3 separate regions of the Mus musculus genome follow, and all the other regions are linked to region 3. Evidence: chromatin loops called from intact Hi-C (ENCODE). Cell type or tissue: left cerebral cortex. All regions are shown on one strand.

The links. Hi-C counts contacts between places; a loop is a spot of excess contacts. Peaks named below come from ENCODE experiments on the same cell type or tissue, not always from the same donor. Only the 100,000 strongest peaks of a DNase experiment are listed, where the experiment ranks them.
Region 1: a loop joins it to region 3, with 4 times the contacts of the local background. A loop is called at or near these places in 2 of 42 quality-filtered maps.
Region 2: a loop joins it to region 3, with 6 times the contacts of the local background. A loop is called at or near these places in 2 of 42 quality-filtered maps.

Annotation. Positions count from the first base shown.
Region 1 is chr2:65,696,944-65,704,943 of GRCm38, reverse strand. Scn2a (sodium channel, voltage-gated, type II, alpha) reads right to left here. Exons shown (of 27, transcript NM_001346679.2): 12 at 2,880-3,227. Among named protein-coding and RNA genes, the nearest start is that of Scn2a, 80 kb to the right of the region's middle. In left cerebral cortex, no CTCF peak of the experiment used is centred here; DNase peaks (open chromatin) are centred at 3,571, 4,195 and 4,440; H3K27ac peaks cover 1,315 bases.
Region 2 is chr2:65,715,252-65,723,251 of GRCm38, reverse strand. It overlaps Scn2a (sodium channel, voltage-gated, type II, alpha), which reads right to left. Exons shown (of 27, transcript NM_001346679.2): 16 at 7,236-7,592; 17 at 5,385-5,864. Among named protein-coding and RNA genes, the nearest start is that of Scn2a, 98 kb to the right of the region's middle. In left cerebral cortex, no CTCF peak of the experiment used is centred here; DNase peaks (open chromatin) are centred at 671 and 3,704.
Region 3 is chr2:65,617,564-65,625,563 of GRCm38, reverse strand. It overlaps Scn2a (sodium channel, voltage-gated, type II, alpha), which reads right to left and starts at 4,795. Exons shown (of 27, transcript NM_001346679.2): 1 at 4,549-4,795. In left cerebral cortex, a CTCF peak has its summit at 4,881 (motif pointing left); DNase peaks (open chromatin) are centred at 3,551, 4,051, 4,163, 4,794 and 1 more place; H3K4me3 peaks cover 2,352 bases; H3K27ac peaks cover 1,689 bases.

The sequences.
Region 1 (8,000 bases), 79 kb before region 3:
TTTTTTTTTCTTTATCTATACATCAATATTTCAGTATTACATCAATCTATCAGAACCTGGATTGAAGTAGCTCAGTGGAACAGCACGTGCCATTGCATGCATGGGAACTCTCTGCTTCTGGTGTCTTCCTCAACTTCCCTCGTCAGTGTTTCCATTTTATCAGTGAACTCATTCATATCCTAAGTGGGATGGTTTATATCCTTGGCCCAGAGAGTGGTAAGATTAGAAGGTGTGGCTCTGTTGGAGTAGGTGTGTCACTGTGGGTGTGGGTTACAAGACTCTCATTCTAGCTGCCTGGAAGCCAGTATTGTGCTAGCAGACTTCAGATGAAGATGTAGAATTCTCATTGCCTCTTGTACCTTGTCTGCCTGGATGCTGCCATGCTACCTCCTCGATGATGATGGATTGAACCTCTGAATATGTAAGCCAGCCCCAATTAAATGTTGTCCTTATGAGAGTAGCTTTGGTCATGGTGTCTGTTCACAGCAGTAAAACCCTAACTAAGACACTAGGTTGGGGCCATTTTAAGGCATTGATTTATTTGTTTTTTTTAATATGTCTCTGGTATTTTAATTAAACTGTGTTTAGATTTTGCGGATTAAGGAAAGAAAAAAGAAAGAAAGCCAGACAGAAAGAACAAAAGAAAGATAGAAAGACAAACAGAAAGAAAAAGGTTTAGCCAGGCAGTGATGGTGCACACCTTTGATCCAAGTTCTCTGGAGGCTGGGTCAGGCAGATCTCGGTGAGAAGACCTAACCTTATAATGGTAATGATTTTACCATTTAAGAAAATCCAACAGAATGTTGTATTTCACTGTGAATAGAGTATAGTAGGGCTTGTAAACAGCACATCTGGGATCAGATCTTAGTTTAAGCATGTATAGGCCTCAATTGTCCCTCTGTAAAATGGGCATAAACTAGTAACTATTATAATGGGTAATTGTGAGGGTTCAATGAAATAAACCCACAGTGTTCTGGGAAATGTGTTGAACATAACTGGCTAAAATTATTTCTCTAAGAACATGTGACATTTCCTTATCATTCTTCTTGTCTGCTTCACAACAAAGTTCTACTCTTCCATGGCTTGCTATTTTTCCAGGATACATGGAAATTTCCTTGGAAGGAAAAGCTGAGAAAAGGCCATAAGAAATCAGTGGTGAGCAGCCGCTGTTGTCATATTCCAGGGCAAGACATTCCTCTAAGAAGTAATTGAAGTTCTGTAGGCTTCTTGTATGATATAGCTGTCTCTAGTGAGACTATGCCGGGGCCTAGCAAACACATAAGTGGATGCTCACAGTCAGCTATTGGATGGATCACAGGGCCCCCAATGGAGGAGCTAGAGAAAATACCCAAGGAGCTAAAGGGATCTGCAACCCTATAGGTGGAACAACATTATGAACTAACCAGTACCCCAGAGCTCTTGACTCTAGCTGCATATGTATCAAAAGATGGCCTAGCCGGCCATCACTGAAAAGAGAGGCCCATTGGACTTGCAAACTTTATATGCCCCAGTACAGGGGAACGCCAGGGCCAAAAAGGGGGAGTGAGTGGGTAGGAGAGTGGGGGGAGGGTATGGGGGACTTTGGGATAGCATTGGAATTGTAAATGAGGAAAATACCTAATTAAAAAAATTAAAAAAAAAAAGAAGTAATTGAAAACTATTTGGACCATTATAACACGGCCGTAAGGGATGTGTCTGCTTTAAAAAAAAAAAAAAAGAAATGATATAAGAGTAATAATATAAAGGAGATTTTATCCCAGCTGGGGAAACTGTGATGTGATCAGACAACATGGCTGAAGTGTTTTATAAAGGTTAAGTGATGTTTCATTTAATGCCAACTTGAGGAATGCCCCTCTTTATAAAGGGACCATCAGTGATACATCCTGATAAACATTATTAAGTTGAAAATCTTTTCCATATGCTCAATTTGGGGTGACTTTGCATATAGGAAGAATTCATGGCAGTAATATGGAAGGCTAAATCCATTAGAAATAGAAATCCAAAAGAAAACATGGGACTGTAGCCTGTGCTATTCAAGCAGTCTCTTTGCTGATGAAGGGTGGCTGGGTCATTAGAGTTGGTACTGGGGGCAAGGCACACTATGAAAAATCTGGAGAACTGTGAAGTAAGGGATTTAGATGGGATAGTGTGAGCATGACAGCAAGTGGAGGTGTGAAGTTGTTTTAAAGGGACAGGATAGAAAAACCTTTGAAATGCATATATACGTGTGTGTGTGTGTGTGTGTGTGTGTGTGTGTGTGTGTGTGTGTATGTGTGTATGTGTGTCTGTGTGTCTGTCTGTCTGTCTGTCCTTTTATATGTGTATATGTAATCATGCTCATGTTTATATTCTTTAATTTCTTAATATTTAATCATATTGCTAGGTGTGGTGGCACAGGCCTTTAATTCCATATCTTGGAAAGCAGAGGCAGGTTAATCTCTGAGTTTAAGGATAGCCTGGTCTTCAAAGGAAGTTTTAGTATAGCCAGAGCTACATAGAGAAACCTTGTTTCGAAAAAATATAATAATAATAACAACAACAACGATGATGATGATAGTTACATGCTTGCATGACAAAGATGTGATTTGACTTTTACATTAAAGTCCAAACTGTAGGAATAATAATGAACAAATATGCCTATGAAACTCATTGTATGATATTAATTTGTAGAGTTGTGTTGAAGGTTTTTTTTGTTTTTTTTGTTTTTTTTTTTTTTTTTAAGGAGATAAGTTCATAGCTTGATAAAACCAGCCACCTCTTGGCCTGGGAATAAAAGATGCAGGAAAATTATCATCTGTGTAAATCAAAACCCACATCCCTGATTGTACCCATGTCCTTTCTTTTTCTGTGCTCTCAGATGCAGCTTTAATGGTCCTCACCTCTGGTAGTAGCTGCCCCACAGGAGATGTGAGAGCAGAAGGGCCTCCAACTAGGGAGACCACACCGTTGCAGTCCACTGCACTGTGCATCTTCCCATTCATGGGTAGAGTGGGTATCCCCCGGGAGGCACGGCTGGCCTGGCTAACGTTGCTGGGACGCCTTTCTCCATGTCTGTGTGGTACAAATAGAGAGTCTCTCCTGCTGTCGTTGTCCTCAAACGTGCTGTGTTCATCGTCCGCAAAGTCATTTTCAGAACCAATATCCTTCACCCGACCTTTGAAGCTGAAAAGGCTTGCTCTACTGTTGCGTCTCGGAGAAAAAAGGGAGCCTCGGATGCTCAAGAGAGACTAGAAAGAACCAAAAGGAACAAAACATATGAAGAGAATTAAGAACTTGCAGCCAGAAGAAAATGGCTTGACCCGCTGGTTCATACCCGCTGGCTACCTCAGGATAAATCACTGGGCAGGAGTCGAAGTCTCCCTTCCTGCACTAGCTGCTCAGCACTTTGCTTTGCTTTCCTGCCCTCTTGCTTCATGTTCTTCCTATTCTGTCATTTTCTTTGCTTAAGAGTAGTCAAAAGCACTCCCACAATGCTGTCTAGTCTTATGCCTGGAGGAGCAGCGCTTGCTAGACCATTCTCTTAGAGCTAAATATCACCGAATGATTCAGTGAAAAGTAATTAAACACACACCTACATTTAGGTCTTTTGAAGCTCAAAATAGATGCAGTAAGAGCTCACAAGTGACCACACCCTGAGGCAGAGCTTCCCCAGAGAAAAATCAAAGCTGGCTTGCTGGTAGACCTGCATAATTATAGCGCAGGGGCAGCTTCTCTCCCCTCCTTTGCCTATTTTATAATGGCCCTCATGAATAAATTAAACAAATCAAGCTGAAATAACTGTATGATTCATTTTCTGATTTCCACTCTTCTGTCTCAAGAAATCTGAACAACACGATATTAGCAAAAAACCCGTTTTCAAATAAGAATCTGATCACAGTCACTCAGCATTTTCTAACAATGGCCTGTTTCCTTACTCTGCTTGGCCATCACACACCAATAAGGATGACTTACCTCTGCTATGCCATCAGTCTGTGTTTCTAACCTCTGCTACACATGCGGTCACTTGACTTATAGCCATTTCTTTGTGGTTTACAAGATCCTGTACCTTAAGAAAAGCTCCTCAATTCTTGATTCATTTGATTTCTGAGGCACTAATCCAGTCCCTGACTCTAGAGCACTCCATCCCTGTAATGCATGGAATGGTTACCATGGAGACACAGGATGTTGTTTGGCCAACTGAGAATCAACACTTTCTTTTCCAACTGTTGGGAAACAGAGGTGGTTTTTCAACTGGGGTTGTTGAGATTATTGGATCTAAGAGCAACAGTGGGTATCATGCTAGACACATGGGAGAAACCTTGGATGACATATGAATGTCATCCAATATACATGGTTAGGCCTGTTCCCGACATACAACTTGCTGTCTTAGTCACTGTTCTTTGCTGTGAAAAGACATCATGACCAAAATAAGTCTTATTAAAGAAATTTAGTTGTTTCTTATTTACATTTTCAGAGACTTAGTCCATTTGCATCATGGTAGAGAGCATGGCAGCATGCCAGCAGATACTGGCAAAGTAGTTGAGAGCTACATCCCAATTCATAGGCACAGAGAGCCTTGGTCTGGTGCTCATTTTTGAACTCTCAATGCCCACCCCTAGTGACAGATTTCTTCCAACAAGGCCACATCTACTTCAATAAAGTCACACCTCTTAATACTCATAATCTTTTCAGTGTCACTTCCTGGTGACTGCACTCAAATATATGAGCCTATGGGGCTGTTTTTACCAAAACCACCACAGTCCACTTCCTGCTGCTTATAACCATATCAGAGCACAAAATGTGTCTAGTCCAACTTCAAAAGTCCCCATAGTCTATCACAGTTTCAAGACTGCTTAATATCCAAGGCCCAAGATCTCTTCTGAGACTCAAGGCAACCATAACTCCCTATAACTCTCTATATAAATCAAACCACCCTATCTACCTAAAACTATGCATAGACATTATTTATATAATCTAATAGTTCTGTTTTTTGTAAGTTATCTGTATTGCATTTCTATTAATTGAAATAACACAAATTCAATAATTTAATAAGATGAGTTTGATCTTTTTCCTCTTTGATTGATTTAAGGCCCAATAATAATTTTGTGTCTATGATATTCTTATATTCTTTAAGCAATATGTGTTCTTCTGATTTCCTTTCAGATACTCATCTTTTCTTCAATGATTTTTGTAATATTTATACCACATTTGTACAGGCCAGATACTTTTTTGTGTTATGTGTCCATTCACTATTCAACAATAAATAACATTTAGGAAGACAAATTTATCCCTCTATAGAAGTTATTTCTTACCATCCCTAACCCTAACCCATCTGTCTTAGTTACTTTTCTATTGCTGTGATAAAATGCCATTACCAAGGCAACTTACAGAAGGAAAAAAGCCTTTGGGGCTATGGTTCCGGAGACTTAAGAGTTCCTGAAAGCTGAATGGAGATAACAAGTGGCAGACAGCAGAGCTCCCATCTGCAACTACAAACGAAGCAGAGAGCACACTTGGGATAGAGAGGCGCTTTTGAAACCTCAGTGCCCACCAGCTATGACATAGCTCCTCTAACAAGGCTATACCTTATAATCCTTCCCAAATAGTTCTACCAAGGAAACGGGGATGAGGGGGAGTGGGACAAAGTATTCAAACATAGGAGCTTATAGAGACTATTTTCATTCTTTTCCACCACAGAAATCCTACCTATCATGATTCTCATTAGCTCACTATTGTTTCTCATTAGCTCACAACGAAAAAGACAAAAGTGTTTAAAGGAAATACAGTAAAATTCATGTATATGTAACACTTTTAGTAGAGTTTACATGTTAACTTAAAGTACACATAGATGGATAGAGGGAGATAATCTCAATAAAACTGGTTAAAAGGTGCATTAAGAACAGAGTTTATACATAACAACTAGCTACATTGCAAATGACCAAACCATGTCTTTCTCCATAGCCAGCTCCAGTTGCTTCCTTTTGTATAGCCAGATGCCTACTGTAGTTCTTACAGCCAGCCACCTCAACCACCCCAGTTGTAAAGGTACCTTTCTGACCCAACATCTGGAAAAGAGAAATGTGGTCTCCATGGGCCAAGCAGAATGTTGTGCCTCTCTTTGAACCACTGCTTATACTACAGACACGCTTACAATGATTTCCTAACTTAATGCTGTGTTGCAAATGAAAGACAGCCCAGAAGACACATCCTTCCCACTGGTAAATCTCCAAAAGCTATAACTGCTAATTTATTACAGGTGACCTGGTTCTTAGAAAAGTTTCTAAAGAAAATATCCAGATTACCTTAAGACTTGATTAGAGATGCATTCTTGCCTTTCTTCCCTTCCCTCTCCCACACTTACAAGTCAGAGATGTCTAAGAAATAGTTCACATTTCCACCTACTCTACTGTGAAAATTATAATCTTGCAGGAAAAGTTTATATTATATTTTTTGGTATGAAAGCAAAAGTGGTTATTAACAGAATATCCTTTCCATTATATCATTAGAATGCATGGTTTCTTAATAGTTTGTGATCCTTGACCTTTGAAAATATCTCATAAAAGCTAAGAGGCTCCTACCACTGTATGCAGGAAGAATCTCTATACTTGGTTTGACGTTTTCATTATTACTTCCAGGACTTTCAAAGTGGGGTTACTGAAATATCTGCGTGGTACCTCTCTGTCTCTGTCTCCCTCCCTCCCTCCCTCATCTCCAATCTTGTTCTATCTCTGTCAAAACAAGATCCAAGCATGAAGTTGTGTGAGGAGCTTTTTGGGTGCCTGTGGGAAAACCAAGACAGAAGCCTTGTGACCTCAGTTTCTTCAAAATCACAATATTGTTCTTAGATTGTGCTTTTGTGTCCCTCCCTGGTGTGGCAGATAGGGGTGACTTTACTTCAGATTATTCATTACAACCAGTGATTACAACGTATTTATATGCCTCTATAGAAAGACATGTTTCTCTGTGGACCTTGTCCACCACATGTGGCTTGCTCTTGCGATTGGACACCTTACTCATGTGAGTTCTCTAAACCATTAGAGCATAAATTGTTTGGTGCTTTGAATAAAATGGACTAGTGCATGAGACTTTAGTCTGCCTCATTTATCAGCTCCATTCTTCCAGGTCCCATCACCTCTAGAGCAGTAAACACCACTCCATCTTCTTTGCAATCTACCAACTATTTAAAAAAAAAAAACAAAACAGGCAAATATATTTTTTAAAGTAGTTCATTGTTATTTATAAAGATTGCTTAAGAAACAAATAGGAAATTGAATGAAACACGGAAGGTCATGTATGACCTAAATCTCTCACAGTGTCCAATTAGCTGGGAAATAGGCACAAGGAGAGGTGTACAGGTACTATAAAGGAAATGCCATCTCAGTGAGAAAATAAAGAGCAGGGACAGCCCCAGCATTTCCAAGCATAGTGCACAGACTAGAATTGATCCTCTTGGATTTGGAATAATGTAAATTGAAGAAAAGGTCTGCAGTGCCAGTGGATATGAAGCTTAAAATTTAGGCAAACCTAGTTTATAATTTACACAAAATTAGGTTCAGGAGTAGGCAAACTAATCTTCCCTCTTCTCTCCTTCTTGCCCTTGATCTCTTCTTAACTCCCTTCCTCCATTTCCTTCTTCTCTCCATTATTTTATTTTTATCAAAATAATCATGCTTTTAAGAAGAGAGCCCAACATTTAAGGGACTCATATTTGCCAATTAAGAAAAGGGGGCTCAGAGCTGAACAAAGAATTCTCACCTGAGGAATACCGAATGGCAGAGAAGCACCTGAAAAAATGTTCAACATCCTTAATCATCAGGGAAATGCAAATCAAAACAACCCTGAGATTCCACTTCACTCCAGTCAGAATGGCAAAGATCAAAAACTCAGGTGACAGCAGATGCTGGCGAGGATGTGGAGAAAGGGGAACACTCCTCCATTGTTGGTGGGATTGCAAGCTTGTACAACCACTCTGGAAATCAGTCTGGCGGTTCCTCAGAAAATTGGACACAGTACTACCGGAG
Region 2 (8,000 bases), 98 kb before region 3:
TTCCCTTTACACAAAGTGCAACTTCAGATGTATTTTGTGTTGCTAGAATATGTACATCACTCACTTTGACTTTGAGACAGAAGACCATGTTTCTGTCATTAGCATATCTCTTTCACCTTTCATCAAAGCTTGTCCTTAGTGAGTGTTTCTTATGTGAATGGATGAGTGACCTTGTGGTCCATTTATGAACTTCAGCCTCTACTACTTTTGCTGCTTTCTGTCTGGTTCTTCTGCATTCACAGGGATGTCATTAACTGCAGAATATCAAGGTTCCTCAAAGAGTCAAGTATGTTAAAATGTTGATCAACAACTCTTGAAACTGAGTGCTGTCTGAAAATCAAGCTGCCAAGAATCCCTAAATAGGAGTCTGTAAGGTTAGCTATCAGGATAATTACTAAATCAGTTGTTTGTTTGTTTGTTTGTTTGTTTTCGTTTCCATTCTTTCTACACGAAGTCTGTAGATCTGCTGTTCCACAGTGAATGGAACCCCTTTAGGAGCAGCTGCAATCTCATCTTCCCCAGAATGCAATAGCATAGCGCCTTCCACACACTGTCGGTGTGTATACTTTTCCATGTGCTACTCGATTTACTACAGCAAAGACCATGCTGCACATTAAGCCATCGCACCACTATCCAGTGGGCTTAGTCACTTTGTCAATGTCAGAATTAATTAGTGGCTATGCCCTAGACTTTCTGCGCGCTATTCTTCTACAGTGTTCTAGGAAGTTTCTCTGATGATTCACAACTAAACTCAACCTTAAATAGTCTGGAAGATTTAGTAGAGTGGGTATATGATTCAACACTGTAGGTTATAGATAGTGTTTATAACACTGCTGACTTCTATGAATCATAACTAGGAACCTCAGTGTCACATCTTGTTCTTAGCTCTTGTCTGTGGTAATGTAGTATGAGAGAAACATACATTGGAATATCTCATGAATAAAAAAAAAACCCTTATCATAAATTATACTCAAGATTTATAACAAAAAATACAATGAATAGTAAAATCTTTCTTTATAGCAACTCAATGGTTTTGTTGTATAGGAGTTAAATGTCATCATTTCAATAAAATATGTGGGTTAAAATGTATTAAAAATCCCACAACATTAAATGAATCAACATAAAAAGCATCAGCTTCAGATGAGTTCCTAGTTGTGATGAACCTGACCATAGTGTGTATTTGCCACTTAGAGCTGTCCAGTGGATATCACTGTTAAATAACTGTAGGAGCTTATGTTCTTAATAAGAAGTTTCCATTCTAGGCTTCCTGGTAGTACCCCAGGCTGGGCATTATACACCTTGAAGTATTACAAAGTAAGGCATCAAATTATAGATGTGTGGCACATAGACACAGTTTAGATACAGTTTCCTTAGTGCTACACATACCGAACCTATCAGGAAATAAATGGGTAGAAGGGTACTGTTAGAGGGTGTGTGCCTAGTTAAACTTGAATGAAGTACAGGTGAGCTACAAGGTTGGGATATTAGAAAGGTCACATAAAAGTAGTCACTGAGGTATGCTTTATAAACCAGAAGCAGTCATACAGATATATAAAACACGTGCGTGTAAAAACCACATTTTATGAACACTTCATATCAGTGATGTTATCACTCAGTTATTCAAAATGTGTAAGCTGAGCAAGGAAGAATCGTGTCCCATTTAATGATCTAGTAATACCAAAATGCACTACTTCATGCTTTGAGGTGAGTGTTAGTTATGTGGGTATGTGCATATGTATATGTTAGTGCATGTGCACATGTATGTGGATGTGTGTGTGTATGTAAAGGTGATATAGTGGGTTCCTCCATTGCTCTCTACCTTAATTTTTTGAGTCAGGGTCTCTTACTGAATGGAACTCAGTAACTTGGAGAGGCTGACTAGCCAGAAAGCACCAAGCACCCTCTTGTTCCTGTGTCCCCTGAGTGCTAGGGTTGCAGCCATTCATGTTACACGGGTTTTGCGTGGGCTCTGAAGATCCCAGTCCATGTCCTTATGCTTGAAAGGCAGCATTTTACCAATCCAGACCCTACTGTCAAGTGTTTTAATCTTAAAGGTTATATCTTTAACTTTTATTTTCTATATCAACAATAAATTATTATTAAACTTGTTTGTGTCAAACTACTAGCCATCCAGAAAATAGATAATTTTAAACATAAGTAAGTCCTGATTGGAGAGATGTTAAGAAAAGTGTATTTCACATTAAGTATCTCATGTGAACACTTTTGTTTTTAATCATGAAGTTAAGCTATTATGGTGATTTATCTAGAAAATCATTTTCTGATTTGTAATGGGCATTTTATTACAAACTTGAAAACGTAGATAAGAGACTTAAAAATCTTTCCTAAAGTTACAAAAGAGACTTACATTGTGACGGCCTACCTCTAGAAGGTTACCAATGTGTCTGGCCCATTTTAGCTTTATCGCTACCCCACTGAGAATCTTTCCCACAAGGGCTGCTCATTTCATGACAAAAGTCTTGAGTTATCCAGGGTTATCATCCCCACCCATGCGTGCTCAGATCTGACCTACATACTTCTGCCTCCATCATGTTTCCCAGGTTGGGATTTCGAAAGCTCTTTTAAGGTGTAGAACTACATTTCCCAAAGAGACTCTGAAAGATTTTTCACAAGAAATTCAAAATTATAAGAAGTAGTAACAACCAAATTGTTGCCTTATCTGTATTCCAACATATTTACTCTTGATCTAATGCCTCAACACTTCAGAGGGCTGAGTACTTGACAGCCATTTCTCCCAAGTGCCTTTCCCTAGAGGAACTGGAAAGTGGACTCTTCAGAGACAAAGGCATCTTAACCTTATAAGGAATGACAAGCAAATCATTACCCCAAAGGTAATGAGGAATTAGTATATAACAGGGGAAGAAGCTGTGTCTTAGCTATTGCATACACTGTCCTTCTGATATGTAAGTTCTCACTTTCTGTGAATCAGGGGTACTACCAATAGAATTTTCTTCCCACATATTGAAGAATGTTTTAATGACATTATGATATTTCCTCCTTTCAAAAAAGGCTCAATGTGCTTTTATTACAAGTTATTTTACAGTTTTAATGCCACTATTTCTAAGTGATAAAGTATCTTACTAACATTTCTACAAAAGTGATAAAACTGGAAAAAAACAACTTGGTTTAAATATTCCTGTGCCCAGAATTGTGAATTCAATCTTAAATAGTGAAAATAAAAAGGGCTCCCAGCATCATTACACACAATGTGGGAGTTATCTCATTAAAAACAACAAAGGAGGAGACAAGCACCTGCTCTGATTTTCCTGTGGAAGTGTTTATGCACAGGGTATATGAAAATACTGTGTCATGGACAAAATTTGAGAGGTGCTGTGGTGAAGGGGGAAGACAAATGAAATTCCAGTGGATAAAGGAGGTGAGGACAAAGGACCCCAGGTCCATTTTCTGAATGGGCACAGCATTTGAAGGTAGGTAGAAGTTTATCTTCACTTTTTGTTTTTATTTTTGGTGGACTCGAAGTTTATTTCCTTTTCTTTCATTCTAGGAATTTTAAGAGTAAATATAAACAGAATCTCCAAGAGAATCATCCTAAATGCAAAAGCATTTGGTCAATTGCTAAATAAAGCATTGCCCTTTTCCCTAAAATGAAGTGGATGAAAATTATACCCTTGCTGCTGGCAGCGAAATGCAAACACTCCCATTCATTTACATTATTATCACATTGTAAGTCAGTTGGGAAGTTTGCATGTGGGTGAGAGATTGCTTTAATTTGCATATTACCCTGCAGACTCGGAGCAAAATATTACCTACAGAGCACACTTGCTGGGGATGTATTTTAAAAGTTATAGAAGGAAAAAAATATAAAACCAAAGGGGCAGAGAACAGAAAGCTTCAGTGTTTTGGGGAGAGCATCTACAATCCTTTTCTGGGCTGCTAGCATGTTCGAAACTTGTGACATTATTTGGAAGTTACGAAGTCCACTAAGGCATGCATGCTCACTTTTAAATAAGTGTATACTCTCTATTAAATTCTACATAAAGAAATTAGCAACTGAATTCGGTTTTCTTAAAACAATAGAAAAAAGTTGGGGTTGTCAGCCTTGCCTGACCATGCTTTAAATGACCCGACCTAGGAGCAGCTGTGCTTATTACTGCCAATGGATGGGTAAGGGACGCAGCTGAGTAACATGCAGGCCAGTCAAGTCATTTCGACACTGATTATATTTATATATGTGCAACTTGCTTGGGTAACCTGGGCAAAAGTGATGGCTCGAGCCTCTGGCTGCTTAAAAAACACCAGAGCGGCATTCTTGATGGCGCCAGCTTGGTCTCACCCCTGTGAGAAGTAAGAATGGTCAGAAGTGAAGGTCACCGTTATTACACCACAGAATTTCTCTCTGAAAGATTATCGCTCTAGCATGGAGTCAACATTATTCAGAAGAGTTAAGAAGTGACACAGGCATTTAAAAATCATGACATGAATTGCATTAAATATTGTCAAAATAGCAGAAGAGTTAGCCTACAGAATTAGGGCATGGATTTGAAATGATATAGTCAAGGCACTCTAGAAAGCCGATAAAGGGGCAAGTGAATTTGGGGAAAGCACAAAAGAGCACTCAATTCAAACAACTCTCAACCTCTAAGTCCATCCATTTATCTACCCTTCAAGAAACAGTTGGTTTAGACATTGAAAATAGACAGTGCCTCAGTTTTTCCATTAATTCAAGGGGTTAGTAGCAAAACACAACAAAATCATTCACTGGTATTCATAACCATCTCATAAGGCAAAGACTATATTATAAAGTTCAGAATCTGCGTTCAATCACATATGGAGGATTTCTGTGTCTAAGGAGGTTGGCTGCACTCAATTGGCTTAGACAAGTGTTTAGTACTCTTCCCTACCCCAAACTTCTCATCCTTTAAAAACAAAATCAACTTTAGGAAACATGAAAGTTAATCAAAGTCAACTTTAGCATGAGTTAATAGGTCTGGGAAAAATGAATACTATTCTTTTATGCAGTATTTCATAACAGGCAAGAATATAAGAAAATGAGAATAAGAACCTCCTCCCCATTAGTTACCTTTTAGTACACACTAAAACCACTGTTGTGGTGAACTATAAGGATGAATGTGTATACACTGATATATTATCTATACTTATTTTGAAAATGCTTAGAAAAATTCATATTAACATTATGAGTTTGGAAAGTGAATATTTGAAAATTAAAGTCATGATAACATTTGCATAGCAAGAATAACAATATTATCAAACACCTTACTATATAAATATTACAGTAGATATTTCTTATTTTCTTACAGGGAAGCAATATGTACTATAATGTATCTAATAGTGTTGAAGCCACAGAAATACATACCCAAATATCTCTTTTATTTTAAATTTCCTACCTCCTTGCTTTCTTCCATATCTGATTCACTGCTGAATTCTTCTGTATTTAAGTTTTCAAAGTCAGACTCTCCCACAGCAATGGGCACAGTCACGGTGAGGCTGGGGTTGTTGATGAATGACATGTAATCACTCTCATCTACCACGTACTTCTCCACACTGCTGCCTATGCCACTGGTCGTCCCGTTTCCATCTTTGAGGTAATTCAGGTCCTTGCCTATTTCTATGGTTGTGTGGTTGGAGATACAACTGTCTTTCTTGTTATTCAGATCTTCAAGGGGTTTGATTTCATCTAGAGCTTTCTGCTTTCTGACAAAGGCTTTCTGAATGAATTCACGTATCTTCCTTTTAACAAAATCAATCCCCTTCTGCATCCTTCCCACGGCTATCTGGAGGTTGTTCATTTCGTTATCGTCATCTGTGGCAGCCAGGTTGTCCGAGCTGAAAGAACTGAGGAGCAAGGCCAAGAAGAGGTTCAGAACCTACAAAAAAGTGGAGGAAGAGCAATCAGACACCCTGTTGTGTCCCTTGCTTTAGTTGTAAGACGTGGAATTGTCTTCATACATCCCATTAAAGACAAGGTCTCCCAGAACACAGCAAAGAAAAGTAAAAACAAACAAATGGCTGGCTGATAGCAAACACTACTCATACTCTTTTTATTTTGGGTTTGTTTCAAAATCCCTAAGCTGCCATGGTATGAAACTTCTATACTAACTTTATGTCTTGGGGAATCTAGACAAGTAAAAGAAATAGCTATTTTGGATGCTTGTTATTTTGAACATGTAATCTGTATTTAGTAGGACACTGAACACTTATTGTAATTTGATTCATAGAACTATATATTTGGATATGATTTGGCCTCTGCAGCATTGCAACCTTTTTCACCTTAGTAACTTGCTAAATTCAATTAAAAAATATATGTATTGCTAGATCAACACTCCTAATTTTGATTAAGAAAAAAAAACCTTGTAGATGCTACTAGTTCATGCAAGACTTATAAATATAACAAAGTGGTATAATAACACCGCTGTTATGTTGAATTAAAAGTGATGTTTGTGGTATCACCAGGAATCTCCAAGTCCATAGACTAGGTAGGTTACTAGGAATTAGGCAGTGCTGGGGACATGACTGTCATCATTTTTTAAATCAGGGTTTAGTTGACACAACCCTCAATTATTCAAACACGGAATCAAAATTAAATATAGACAGGACTAAATGCAGAGGTTTTTAGTTCAAAAGTGGAAACTTGCAGAAGATTTTAGCTAAAATTCCAATGCAAATGACCGTGACTGACGTGTCAGGTAAAAGTCAGTGAGAAGAAAGATAATGTCAGGGCCATTCTGACCTTCTGTCATTTGCCCTCCCATGGCTCCTGGCGGCCATACTAGGAGCTCTCTGTCTCCCCACTTCAGAAATTTACTAATACACTTATATGTCTCTGACTCATCCTTAAATTTCTTACTTGGATGACAAATAGATAAACTCTTTAAATTTTTATCTGTAAGAAAATTGAATTACAGTACCACAATTATTTTTGGATTTAATTTCTTAAGGATTATTACTGGAATATCTTTGTCTATTATATTTTTTTACCTGTATCAATGACTCTGCCCATATAATGTCCAATATTGGACTTTATTTTCTTGTTTTATTTTAATTTTGAGACATTTGGAGGGTGTGCATGTGACAGAAGTCTAAATCAGCTATGGCTCCTGAAATCTGATGTTAAAGACAACTGGAAATGAACTCAATACCAAATAACTCTCCCGAAAACATAAAATGTGCTTAAATCAAACTTTGTTAAAACCATATTATCTGTGACTGAAAAGGAGAAAAGTGTTTTTCCTACTTACGACAAGGTTCCCAATCACCATGACCATCATGAAGACAGTAAGACACATGGTCTGGCCTGCGACCTCCATGCAGTCCCACATGGTCTCTATCCACTCCCCACACAGCACGCGGAACACGATCAGGAACGAGTGGAAGAAGTCATGCATGTGCCAGCGCGGCAGCTCACAATCATTGGAAATCTTGCAAACACACTCCTTGTAGCTCTTTCCAAACAGCTGCATGCCGACCACGGCAAAAATGAAGACGATGATGGCCAGCACCAGGGTCAGGTTGCCCAGCGCGCCCACCGAGTTGCCGATGATCTTAATGAGCATATTCAGTGTGGGCCAGGATTTTGCCAACTTGAAGACTCTAAGCTGGAAAAAAAATAATGTAAGAATATCATTAATGCTTTGCCCTGCAGAAACATCGACAGAACTATATAGCCAATCTGTCTTAACTATAGAAAGATGGATTATTCATATGCCAAAGAATTATCTAACAAAAGGAGCAAATATTTTACACACACACACACACACACACACACACACACACACACACACACACCCTATCTACATAAGCTTTTAGAACTGTCTTTTGTTATCATCGTTATTTATTTTAACTAAGACATTTAAAGGTCATGTAGGTTAATTCATAGAGACTCGTTTTCAAAAAAGTAATTATTTTATTTAACAGCCTATAGTGAATATGTTTTTCAGTGTGGTTGAAGATCAGGATGTAGGACACACACTACATATACAAGTTAAAAGAGAAAGGGGAACTCA
Region 3 (8,000 bases):
TAGGTACCAGAGCTAAAGATACTCTTACCAGAGTTAGAAACTAACTGAGGTGATTGTGAAGACATCTAGGATGTCCTCAGGGGATGATGACATGACAAGAGGGAGGCAGAGGACAAGAACATCTGGAGAACATCTACCTTTTCCTGTTCTGCCCACAGTCAACCTGGAGGGAAGGAAAGCTATCAGTAGCCACACTGATTTTACATGCCTTCTGCTGACATCCTTTCTCTGACCACAAAGAGTATAGTGAGCTCTGGAGTCCAGATGCCGTATCTTTATCTGGCCAGTTCTAAACCAAACCGCTGAACCGGGAGAACAGTGAATTTCATGTGAAAGATGAAATTCAACATCAACATCACCTGGCCATGTTGCAACTGACTAGAGATCGATCATCTCTAAGGACAATTTTGGGCCTGTCAACAGAAAGAATGGAGGATTTCTGGTAGGGAGACTTCAAAGATTAGTAAAGGAAGTTTGTGAATATGCAAACTCTTTTCTCTCTAGACACATCTTGGTTAAAGTACCAATGAAATGTGAGTGTTAGGGAAGTGCTTGAATAATGAACACAGAAATCAGCAATCTAGCCCCAAGTACATTCCTTTTCTGTTGCTGTGATAAAACATCATGGCCAAGGAAACTTAGGAAAAGAAAGATTTTTGTTGGGCCTATGGTTCCAGCGGGATAAGAATCTATCATGGCAGCAAAAGGCAAGCCTGGCATCAGGAACAGAAGCTGAGAGTTCACGTCTTGAATTGCCAAGATGACCTGGAAACGGTGAGTCTTCACACTCTCAGAGCTTGCCTCCAGAGACACATCTCCTCCAACGAGACTGCGCCTCATAACCCCCCACAAACAGCAGCAGCAACTGAGGAACACATAGGCAAACGTGGAGTCTAGGGAGGGCATTCCCAGCCAAACCACTCTGTGTACTAGGTGTGCATCGGAGCAACCGAAAGCACATTTTCGGTGGTATTTGTTTTGCGAGTAAGATGATGGAGAGATGCAAGATGAGCTTGCTTTAAAGCAGTGTTATTAATCGCTCATTCGAGGATTAATGTGACCAAACTGTGCCCCGCAGGCAAGCAATTTGCTGCTGAGGATTAATTGTGCCTTCAAGAAAGTCCATATGCCACACATGGCCCTTTCTAAGGGGTCAGTAGATTGAAGGGGGGAATACATAGTCTATCTTACAGACAAGGACAAGCCACAACAACAACAAGCCACTCAAAATGACTTACACAGCACCGTTCTAAAGTATCACCCATCCCTTCTGGTCTTGTAAGTCTATTTGATTAAAAGTTGTTGTTGTTGTTGTTTTTATTTTGTGTGTATGGGTGGTTCTGCCTGGATAGAAGACTGGGCATCCTGTGTGTTCGGTGCTCACAGAGACAAGAAGTGGTTGGTAGAGCTTCTGGAGCTGGAGTGACAGACAGCTGTGAGTTGCCATGCGGGTCCTGGGAATTTAACCACCGGAAGAACAACCCCTAACAACTAAGCCATTTCTCTAGCCTGCTGGCCCTGTGTTTTTTACAGTCATCCAATCAATCTCTCCCTGTATTCTCTAACACTCTGACTGTTGTTTCTTGTCTCAGTTCTTCTCCAGTGACTTGTAGACTCAATTTTCTCTGATTCTCACCGAATGGAATGTTCCTCAACCGTACCTCCCCATGGATTTGCTTTTATGTGAGATTTCAATGATTCCTGTGACTTCATACATATTCATAAGACCGGCCTTTACATCTAATCTAACTTCTGGACATCAAGTGAGTATGCTTAAGTACACTGAATATTTAATACTGAAAATCAAATTTCTTACTTTACTTTCAGTGCCCCAGAGGAAAATAGCAACCTAATATAGTAAGCAAGCAAACAAACAAATAAAACGACAATTATATTGGATTCTTGTTTATTGTCCATAATTTTTCTCTTCAATCCTGAGTAAACCTCAGTTTCCTTCCTAGGGCTTAATTCCCTCTGTGCCTAAATTGATCAAAACTGTATTGTTGTTAATTTATATTCAACTTTTTCTTAAAGATCTAACTTTTGAATAGCATTTAAATTTACTTTTTCCTGAGACTTCCATCATCCATCATAAACTCTGAGCCCGCGTTGTTATTCGGTTTCTGGCCCAGCCCCACCTGCTTTTCCTATTTCTTCATCCCTTATTTTGGTGATTATAATATTTTAAGTAATGACAGTATCTGCACATGTATATTTCTATTTAAGATTTATTTAGTTATTTATTTTTATTTATTTAGTTAGTTAGTTATTTAGTTAGTTAGTTAGTTTTTTTTTTCATGTGTGTACCAATGGGTGGGTAAGGGAAAGGGTATGTGTGGGGTAAATGTCTGGGTGGGTAGATGGGTGTACCACAGAGACCACAAGAAAGTTTCATGTCTTCTGGAGCAAATTTCTTTTCTTTTTAAAGATTTGGCTTATTTTCAGATTATGCGCATGTCTCTGTATGGGCATGCTGTGTGAATGCAGTATTCAGTGTGGACAGAAAGAGATATTGGATCCCCCGGAGCTGGAGCTATAGAAGACCGTTAGCTGCCCAGAGTAGGAGCTAGGAACTGAATGCAGGTCCCTCTGCAAGAGCAGTGCTCACTGTTAGCCACAGAGCCATCTCTTAGTCCCTGTAATTACTTTTCAATTCCTACCATGAACCACTCTTCAGTAAAGATATGATATTCCACAAGTATTTATGTAGAAATGACACATGTTAAAGCCCTTCTTTTCTCCAGATATTGAAGAGGTATTATATAATCTGTATAACCATCTAAGTATTCACAAATTACTCTCTCTATATGCACACAGACCATTCTATAGAATAGAATATGTAGAACAATGAGCTTCTATAAGGCTGTTTGTCATTCAGGAGCACAAGGTAGATAAAGTCGCCAAATCTAAAGTGAAAATACAATATTAAACAACAGTCTCCACAAATGTTTAACTGAGCTGTTGTCTTTTGGCTTTTGGAAGGACCCTGGAGAAAATTTAGTCCTGTGTATGTTTATCCACTGAGTAATACACACTGAAAGGAATTATTTTACAGAATTTGCCAAGCCAACATCCCCCAGAGTCAATATCAGTAGACCTGGATTAGGCCTGGAATATGTTAACAGTGGAGATAATTGCTGTAGGAGATTTTGAAGCCTGCCAATCAGGGTCCTAAGTCTTACCTACTGCTTTTAATTTAACAGGAACTCTGAGTGTAATATTCCACTTAATGTAAAACCCACATAACCTCTCAGCCACTGTTGCTCTTCTCTAAATGGAAGATGGATACATGCCAAATAAAAATCTGTGATTCTAAATAGCATCCTATTTATTGAACTCTGTATAACGGAAAACTCGTCATAGATTCTACATATTCAAATAATATTTTTTCAGTATTCCTAAACATCCCGAAAACTCACAGATTTCACAACCTCAAACATAGCATAACTACCTTTTTATAGGAAAATGATGACTGAGATAGAAACATCTCAAATGCATGCACCCTCACTGCCTGCCTCCTACACCACACACACACACACACACACACACACACACACACACACACACACGTCTTTCAACAAGAGAGAGTGAAGCAGTTAACAATCTTGTAAAAATATTCCTATTTTTTTAATTTATTCAAATCAATCCAAATGTTGAGCCAAATGGCAACCAATGGCTTTTGTATACGACATTTCTATATTTCATTTTCTGCTTCTACTGATAATCATAAAGAAAGTCTTTAATCATAGGAACCAGGATAAAAAGGAAGGTTGTTACCATTTCCACCTCCTGAGTCATTCTACTCTTTAGCTAACATCACGTGACCTAAAATTGTTTAAAATGTGAACACTTTTCACAATGGAACTATTCTAAATGCCCACTGTCTTTTTTTTTTCACAGATAAGGATAATCCATTTTCCCCCAGCAATTAATTAGTTTCCACTGTTCTCCTCCTAAGGGGGGAGGGGGGAGTCCAGTGCTGTCACTCGGAATCTATTAAACACATTACATCAATCTTCACTCGTGGGCTAGCAGTGACTTGCATACCGTTCTAAAAGGTTAAAACAAAAACATAAAGAATCCCAACATCCTAGCAGCAGCAATTGTTCAAAAGGCCTTGGGCTCAGGATGCTGAGGTAGCTCTAAAACTGTGCCCAGGATGCTCAGCCGTGGGCTCTGGCAGAGCCACTGCCATGTTAGTCTGCTTCATTACATCTCTATGATTTGTTCAACGCATTAAACATCAGTATTTCCCTTGTGAGAAGAAGGCCCATCCCTCACTCTGCAAGCTTTATCTTTTGATGTTAAACAAATACAGCCACAGAAATGAAAGGCTAAGAAGCCGAAGAAAACATTGAAAATACAACATGGCACAGCCAGTGATCATTTTAGCATAGGAAGGTTTTTAAACGCAGAACAGCCAGAATTAGAGCATTTGAGCCTTTGAGTTCTGCATACAACATTACAAAGCACATCTTATTTTAAATGCCATCATTTGGCAGAATCGTGATTCACTGATGCAACAAAAATAGAATCATGCTTGCTTACCTGAAATAAAGGGAATGGTACTCATAGCACAGAATCCATGTGCGTGTTGAATATAACCAGTCTCCAACGCAGGTTTCTAGAATTCAGCCTACAGCAGAAAGTAAAATCTCACATGTGCGATAATAATATCCTTACTAAAGAGAAAAAGCCAAGACAGGGCGATCACTGCATCCTCTCTGCTTCTGCCTTAGCTTTCTGTTCTGACACTCAGTCACTCGATGGTACCCACTGTCAGAAAACAGCATGCTAAATTAAAATAAATAAATAAATAAATAAATAAATGTAGGAGAGGAGCGTCTTGCATGACAGCTCCATCTCCTGGCCACAAGTGGAATCGCTGTAATTTCAAGTTCCTTTGGCAAAGCAACATTCAACACATAAGATTAAATGGTGTATAGTTCAGAATTCTAATGTACTCTAATTCAACTATTCTAGTTAGTTACAAATTGAACACTAAAATGTCATTATACTTTGTGGTTTTTTAAAATGTAGTTTAACATTTGGAGTTTGATTTATTTTTATTATGTTTAAATGAAATCTGAGTTTTCAGAACATTATGGAAAAGAGCTATATGAAACTAATTGTAATTATTAATCATGTCATTATTGGTTATCTTTTTGTGAGGAAGTATATTGTCTTAAGAGATAAGCTTGTTGTTAACAGAATGATGGATTTATGAAAAGACAAAAACCTCGGTCAATCAAACTTTCTGAAACATCTCGAACCATATAGGCAATCTGAAATGTGATAATTGTTCTATACCATAGTCTGAAGCAAGGCCTCATTGGGAGGGTAGGAGCAGAATTCAAAGTTCCCCACTTGTTAAGTAAGTTAGAAAACCAAAGTTTTGCTGAGTATATGACCTGTTCAATACATATTAGTTTATGTACTTATTTTTTTCGTGCTTAATTTTCTACAATTGTTTATGAAGTTCTGAGTCACAAACTACTTGAAATTTAAAAAGTCTATCTGCTGTCTTTTTCTCAAAACCAACTTCATCAAACAGGGTCAAGTACCAATTCAGAGATTCTGGTGCTGTCCGTGGTGCTGAAAGCCAATTACACGCTCTCTTGCAGTGTTCCAAGATTTTCTGCCAGCTGACATAAAATCTTGGTAAAATACGATTTAAAAAAATAATAATGATCGTTTCATTATTAGAAAGATTGCTCAGAGGTTAAGATCATTCACTGCTCTTGCAGAGGACCTCCACATTAAAACCAAAATCTAGGCATGTGCCCAGAATTGTGCTCATACCCCTGCCCTCACTGAATCTATTCTTGTTTCTTTACAGTCACTTCAATTTGCTCACTTTTATAAGCCTGGATCCTTAACACGTACCTGAAACACGAATTATTCCCAGATAATGAATGGATGACTGTCCTAGAAAAATAGCTTGTGCATTACTTTTGTATTTTCATTGTACATATACTTGTATTTTTGTGCTTTAATTCCTATGTTTCCTTTAATATGCATGCCCGTCATAAAGCATAAAAGTCAATGAAGTAAATAGCATGCATTTTCATTAAGCTATCTAAAATATGTTTTGATCTCTCTCTCTCTCTCTCTCACACACACACACACACACACACACACACACACACACACACACACACTTGGACATACTGAGACTATATGTTGAATTTATTGGTTAAACAATGTCTGCCTTGAAACTAGAGCTCTACACTCTTAGGTTGTTTTCAGCAAGGGAGAGGGAGGCAGAGGGGGAGCACACTATGAGGCAACTCTTACAACTTTATTTTTATGTAAAAACCTTTAGTCTCATCTAGAATGTTTTTATCTATTTTAAGAAAATAGGCAAAACATCAACATTGCTTCCTGCACCAGATATTTGTATATTTATGCAGAAAATGTGTACATATACAGTATTTATAAGCACAGCACACTTCCAAAATCAGGCAGAGTTAGATTCACCTTGCTAGCAGCAACAAACCTGTGATGATCTCTCAGTGTAATGTCCCTCTTCTGTTGCTTTGCTTTAAGAATAAAATCCAAATACTTACTTTAATATCTTTGTTTTCAAAATTATTTTAATTTTAGCAGGAAAAGTAGTCACATTTTACTTCAAGTAAATTTTTACTCTTGGTAAGGACATGCTTTTTTTATTTTTATTTTTGCCAATTCTCCCTTACCTAACCATGCCGGTCCTCAGATAGAGAAAGTAATGAAACTTGAAGTCTTGTTTATACCAACGGTGTTTTTTTTTCCTTGCCTCAGTTTTCACATGCAAAATAGATGCATTAAGGAGATAAAAATGAATGCAAAAATTCTAAACTGTAATTTAATTTATACAGTTTTATCCAACTGTATAAACTAAAAATAAAAGTCTGCTAATATCCTTTCAATACTTCCTTGCCAACTCAGGACAGATCGAAAACATTAATTCCATGTCTAATGTCTAATGCTTGTCCTGTGGTGCTATCATTAGAACATTGCAGACTTTCACAATACAGGAAGGAAATATTTTTTTATGATTTTTTTTTGGCCTCTGTGCATCTATGCACAGGTATGTACACATGAATGCAGTGCCCTGAGAGGTAAGAAAAGGGCATCTGGTACCACAGAGCTGGAGTTACAGGAGGTTGCACGCCGCCTGATGTGGGTGTTGGGGATCACAAGGTAGGAACCTGAAGGCAGGAACTGAAGCAGAGACCACAGAACACTGCTTTTTGGCCTGCTCTCAGAACATGCTCAGCCTGTGCTCTTAAATGTTCTTATACAACCCAGGACCACCTGCCTAGGGATGGAAATTCCCACATGTGCTGGCCCCTCCCACATTAGCCATTAGTCATGAAAATACCCCCACAGACGTGCCCGTAGGCCAGTCTGATAGAGGCAGATCTGTAAATGAGAGTTTTTCCTTTCAAGGGACTTCGGTTTGTCAACACAGCATGTTATGCATGGAGAGATGAAGAGAAACAAGACAAAACAAACAAAAAATGGGGCAAAAACTGGGCTGGCAAGACCTTCTAATTCTCATAAACAAATTTTGACAAGCAGCTTTTCCAATCTTACCAAGGGAAATATTAAAGCATAAATTTTATTTCATGTTTTTGATGGGGCAAGGGACTAAGTAAGCACTTTGCACAAATCATCTCATTACATTCCAAAGAGGTCTGTGATATTAGTTTTATTTCAACTATTTTCTCTTTTAAAGATTAATAAAAAGGGGGCTAGAAAATGCCACATGCTAAATTTAACTCAGACTCTAGTCTTCGGCTCTTGAGATCTTCCTGGGAAGTTCTTGAGAAGGAGATGCAAACTGAGGGAGGGATTCTGTTGACCTTTACAGCGTTTTGTCTCTACCTAAGTTATTCATCACTTTTGTGAGTCAGTATGGTTAGATGGGAATGGAAGGTTCTCTTTGGGAGTCTCTCTCTTCCTCCCTCCCTCCCTCCCTCCCTCCCTCCCTCCCTCCCTCCCTCCTTCCCTCT